Regions from separate parts of the Homo sapiens genome. Here region 1 is linked to region 2. The links are chromatin contacts, found by Hi-C or POLR2A ChIA-PET in ENCODE. All regions are on one chromosome and are shown on one strand. The core of a region is the stretch at or near the end of the contact, and the rest is flanking DNA. Distances in the headings are between cores, read along the strand shown.

Region 1 (2,955 bases), core at 326-2,825, 180 kb before region 2:
AGACATGGGCTGAGGGATGCTGAATCACTTCAATACTTGCAACTATGGCAGCTTCAGGACAGAGATGAGCTTAGACTACCAACCAAAGAAAACTAAAATGAAAAAACTGTGTTCAGTGTACACTGCTCAGGTGATGGGTGTGCCAAAATCTCAGAAATCACCACTAAAGAACATATTCACGTCACCAAACACCACCTGTTCCCCAAAGAGCTATTGAAATAAATAGGGTGGGCGTAGGTGGCTCAAGCCTGTAATCTTAGCACTTTGGGAAGCCGACGTGGTTGGATCACTTGAGGTCAGGAGTTTAAGACCAGCCTGACCAACATGTTGAAACCCTCTCTCTACTAAAAATACAAATATTAGCTGGGCGTGGTGGTGTACGCCTGTAATCCCAGCTACTCAGGTCGTTGGGACATGAGAATCACTTGAACTCAGAGGCTGTGCACTCCAGCGCAACTGCACTCCAGCCTGGGTGATAGAGGAAGATGCTATCTCAAAAAAAAAAAATGGAAAGAAAAAGCTGTGTTCAAACTTCAAACTGAGACTATAAAAGTTTGGGCAGTTACTGTAATCTCCTTAAAAATTTGGCCAGAATGTACAGACCACATTTGGATCCTGATTTGATCCAGAAATAGATGAGACAATTGGGAAAACTTGACCATAGACTTGATATTTGAGGATAGGAAATAATTTTTAATAAATGTATTAGGTTTGGTAGTGATATTATGGTTATCGTTCTTCAGAGTCTTTGTATTTTAGAGAAACATAATAAAATATTGCAGGATAAAATCATATGTCTGGGGTTGGCTTTAGAATCATCCAACTAAGGAGAACAAAATTGTGTGAGGTTGCATGCATGGATGTAAGGGTGTGTGGGCAGAGATGAATTGTTGAAGCTGGCTCAAGGAGTTTCATTATATAATACTCTCAACATTTGTATATTGTGAAAATTTTCATAATAAGTTGAAAAGCAAGGAAAAAAACAACTTAGTTTCAACGGCTAATTGTTTCTACTGGGGTGGAGAGAAGTAATGAAAATGCCAGAGGGAAAAGGGTGTTTTTTTTTCAGGGCTGACTAATCTTAGTAATGGATTTTCACTCCTGGCCTTAGTCCAGGGGTGCAGAGCTTTGGATTCTTAAGGTCGCTGACTCATCAGAAGAAAATAAAACGAGGACATAAGTTTTTAATCTTAAAAATTTAAAAAAAATTGTTTTTAAGACACCGAGAGCACTAACTTTGAAAATTTAAGAAATTAAGAGAGAAATCACAGGATTTGAATCACTAAGTAATTGTGATAATAAGTTGATGTCTTTGAGTAAAAAAACGTTTTTTTTTCTTTCTTTTTTTTTTTTTTTTTGGCTGCTTGGCATTCACTATCTCTTTCTAATAGCACTGCCAGTTTCCAAACACATCCGCTCTATCATGTACAGCCTTCATGGGAGAGGAAATCCAGTGGTCTGCCTCTTACTTCATAAGCTCCTTCTTCTCATGACCTGGCCAAGGGAGGTCACTGAGATTTTCACAAAAGGTTTACCCTAGCAGTGACCTCCTTGACCAGACTGTTCCTGCTGGGAAACCAATCCTTTGGCTCCCACTTTCTAGTCCTTAGAGCTACCCTGGATCCTGCCAATCTCCAAGGCCCGTTCTCTTAGCTTGCCTACATGATTCTCATTGATACCAAGTTTCTTACGCTAACCTGTCTTTTGCTGGAAGTAGCCAGAGTTGGATTTTTGCCATTAGTGAGCAAAAAGTTTATTCCTCTGTTGTGAGTTAAGGTCAATTAAACGCTACTAGAGAAAGAGGCTGTCAGCCAGAAAGAGGAATAGAATGATTAAGGGAGCAGCTGGAGAAAGAGCAAAGAAGGGGTTTGTGGGAGCAAAATTCAGCAGAAAGCTATAATAGATGAGGCACTGGAGAAAGACAGTAAGACCATTTGTTTTTGCCTATCCTTTCTCTGCTTCTTAACAAGAACCAGATTCCCCTCCACCACCTTACCCCAATTCCTGCCAAAGATCTCTGTTGCTCTTCTTCAGATCCTACCCCTCCCACTCAAAGCTGCAAACTGTCCAGGGCCAATCAGTAGCTTCACAGGCGCATTCTATCCCTGTACTTCCCCACCCAGCCAACCAGGAGCCTCATCTCGGCTAACTTGCCATGTACCCCAACCCTGCCAACTCCCTGCCCAACAGGGAGGGGCTGAATTTCCATCACTCTTGGCACATTTATCCACACTATCTGCTGTTATCTTAGACCTGCTTTGCCCCTTTTTGTCTCTGATAATCATCATAGGTTGAAATTCTCTGAGGATGACCTGAATAGAAAATTAAAACTTGTATCTTTTCACAGAAACTCTTTTGTTTTAGAACTAGTCAAGGGTGGTTTTTGGAGGAGACAATGTCAGTCAACTTAACAATAACCCACAACCTTTGAACCAACTCAGAAATGCCCTTTCAAAAATATAGCATAGGTCTTTAATGTAATTTCTTTTTAAGTAAACATGAATTTAAACAGCCAAGCAAATGTAGACCCTATTAAAATAATGTCCTCAGAGGCTACCAGGTTATTCTAACTATGCTGCCGTTTCTTCTCATATTTTTGAAACTCATTTCTGGTCATTTCTTTTAGCATCTAAAGCCTGATTTTTCTCATTCAATGAATATGTTCTGAGTGTCTAGCATGTTACAAACTTTGGGCCAGGGACTGGTGAAGAAGAGGTTATGGTTTTTAAACTCCGAGTCTCAGAAAGGGCACAGATACAAAAGCACTTATAAAAAGCAAGAGATCCAGATAATGAATTTCTAAATAATCAAGTGCTGTTAGGACTGTCTACAGTTTGAAGGAAATTCTTTACAGCATCCAAAAGTAAGCAAATTGACTTTTTTTTTTTTTTTTTTTTTTGGAGACAGAGTCTTACTCTGTTGCCCAGGCTGGAGTGCAGTGGCATGATCTCAGCT
Region 2 (2,765 bases), core at 57-2,556:
GGAACTTTATTATCGCCAGACACAAGACTTTTGTTGTGTGTTGCTTGTGACGCTAACTCCATCTCTAGTTACTTAATGTTCCCAGATTCGTGACTATTTTGTCATTCAAAGATCAAACATTTCATTTTCCTTCCTTCTCTTTCCTCTTAGGTGTTTCAGCAGCAATTAAGTCATGCTGTGGAATGCTTAAGTGCAGTAACAAATGTCATGAAAACTGAACATACAGCTAATTTTACTTCTCATGAATAGAGTTCCTGTGGTTTCACTTCAAGACTAATGGAGGGGATGCATTCCATCCTTATTCTCTACTTTAAATCGCTGAGATTAGCTTCAGGGATCCAGCTTCCATTCAGCCTAAATTTTTCAACATTGTGGGCTTATTCCATATAGTTCTGATCTCTTGTTGATGCCCTGGGCCTCAGGAACTACTGGAATGAATTGTTATTTTTTATTCATTTTTAGAACTGCATTTTTAGGACGGGGAGTGGTGGCTTATGCCTTAATCCCAGCACTTTGGGAGCCCGAGGCGGGTGAATCACCTAAGGTCAGGAGTTCGAGACCAGCCTGGCCAACATAGTGAAACCCCCGTGTCTACTAAAAATACAAAAAAATTAGCTAGGCATGATGGCGCCTGCCTGTAGTCCCAGCTACTCCGGAAGCTGAGGCAGGAGAATGGCTTGAACCCAGGAGGTGGAGGTTGCAGTGAGCCGAGATCATGCCATTGCACTCCAGCCTAGGTGACAGAGTAAGACTCCTTAAAAAAAAAAAAAAAAAAAAAAAAAAAACCAAAAAACCTGCGTTTTTAAGGGGAGGCTTTCCAACCATGATTAACTTCATTTTCTGTAGGTCCATGAAAGACCTCCTCCTCCTTCTCCACCTCCCTCTACAATATATGAGTATTTTCTCCACCTCCCTCTACAATATGTAAGTATCCTACCAAACCTCCATGAAAAGGTAAAGAAATGTACTTTGGAAGGAATAAGCAGGAGAGGGACTTCCTTTATTTCCCAATTACTATAATACTATTTGGCATCAGTTAGTAAACAGGGTTTGAAAAGGAAATGAGGATTTGGTAAAAGTGACTGAATTGTCCCACAGTTTTTACAGAGTCAAGAGGATCCTATGAATTTCCCACTGGGTTAAAAATATGACACAATCCAAGGAGACAGCATACCCAGTAGTGCCGTGTAGACTGTCGTAAACACCGTTTCACCAGGCTGCACAGATGATGCTGCTCTTCCCTTCACCTCCCATCCTGTCGAAAAGGTTTTGTTATTTTGTGCTCATTTCAGAAGCTGATGTGTAAATGGTGTGTATTTCTGTTGCCATGACAACCCAGCAGCAATTGGCCTGGGCTTCTTACCAGAGTACAAATGTGCTCTTGACACGATGCTTATCAGACTTTGCCAGACAATTTTCCCTCCTGGATTCACACAAAAGGTTTCGAAGACTCCTAACTGCATTTAGAGGAGAGACAGGCTGAAATTTCGCACTTGGCTCACATGAATGATGAAGCTCTAAAGCTCTGATCCCCTGCTGAAGTCATCGTGTTCTAGTCTATCATTTCAGTACTCTGGGGGCAACTCTGTATAATTAAAGAGGACCAAGTATAAATGTGGCAAAAAAATCTTGCTGGCTACCAGAACTGGGCTTTTGTTGATGTTTCATGTGACACATAACTGTCTCTGCATTTAATAAAAGGTCACTGTGACTGCCTATGTTCTTATTCATATTTTGGCTCGTCAAATTTGTGTGTAGGTGCCATACCAAGAGAAAAACAAAACCCAACAATGCAAACAAACTGAATGATCCCTCGGGCCCTTCTCACACACTCGTGGGCTCTGTTTTGTGTCCTTGTCCCTAGTGACCAAAAAATTTCAACTCATAATAATTTGTGCCATGTTACACACAACTTTCGATCATTTAGGGATGGACTGTCTAAATTTTGGAGCTCTTTGGTGCCTTCATTTCTCCTCCTTGTCCTTCCCACTACTGCTGTATCTGCCATTTTGCCAGCATCTCTTTCAGAGGGCAAATAGAGGAAATGAAACACACATTGTTTAATTTGACACTTATTAGCACCCCTCCAAAGGCTTTTATTAGGACAATGGGAACTAGTGAAATGACTTGTGGGGATTATCTGTGGTTCATGCCAACCCTGTTTCCAGAATCATGTGCAATCTTTAGTTGGCTCTATTTCGAAATAGCTTCTATTAGTTATCTCATTATTTCGATAAGGTAGCTCATGAAGTCAAATAAATACCAGCTGCTTCTTTAAAAAGAAATCTTTGTGTCTCTCAAAAAGTGAGAGCTATTGAGATGTGAGGTAGAAAAGGCTACAGGATATTTCAAGGTGATTGTAGTTTTGTTTGGATCCTACTTACCAGTTGCAAGTTGACCCATTGAAAGGAAAATTAACTACATTAGGATTCAGCCACAAATGTCAGCCGTGTCTTCAAGCAAGCGGTTTAAAGCTCACGGATTTCAGTTCCCTCATCTGTAAAATAAGAAAATTTGACAACATTAATTCTAAGGTCTGCTCCAGGCCTAAAATTCTGTTTCCCTCTGGGAATTCTGGAAAACCTAAGCCCCAACCTTGCTGATGCATTTTGATAAATTAGGGTTGAAAAATACGAGGGGTAACCGTAAGAGAGAATCATCCAAAAACCCAAAATCAACATTGAAGCCACTTCCAGTCCTAAATTTTTGGCCTGCTTCCCAAAACTTCCCTCTACCTCCATCTCTTTACCTAACTCCTCACTCCA

What was found. Hi-C counts contacts between places; a loop is a spot of excess contacts on that map. ChIA-PET counts read pairs that join two places held with the same protein, here RNA polymerase II (POLR2A). Pooled maps may share reads with other maps.
Region 1: a loop to region 2 is called in a map of endothelial cell of umbilical vein, with 2.2 times the contacts of the local background. The contact joins two enhancer-like sites. A Hi-C loop is called at or near these places in 1 of 168 maps with a recorded cell type or tissue (endothelial cell of umbilical vein), 1 of 37 single-sample maps with no recorded cell type and 2 of 50 pooled maps. POLR2A ChIA-PET finds 5 or more read pairs at or near these places in 2 of 52 experiments (both activated T-cell).

The regions. Positions count from the first base shown.
Region 1 is chr6:25,191,896-25,194,850 of GRCh38, reverse strand. It overlaps the pseudogene RNY5P5. Among named protein-coding and RNA genes, the nearest start is that of CARMIL1, 86 kb to the left of the region's middle. Within about 2 kb of position 1,575, at least 15 of the 41 ENCODE cell types and tissues checked have a DNase peak (open chromatin) inside an H3K27ac peak, as active enhancers do.
Region 2 is chr6:25,013,917-25,016,681 of GRCh38, reverse strand. It overlaps LOC102724765 (a long non-coding RNA gene), which reads left to right. Exons shown (of 2, transcript NR_187803.1): 2 at 1,099-1,730. It also overlaps a transcript of RIPOR2 not described here. Among named protein-coding and RNA genes, the nearest start is that of RIPOR2, 79 kb to the right of the region's middle. Within about 2 kb of position 1,306, at least 12 of the 41 ENCODE cell types and tissues checked have a DNase peak (open chromatin) inside an H3K27ac peak, as active enhancers do.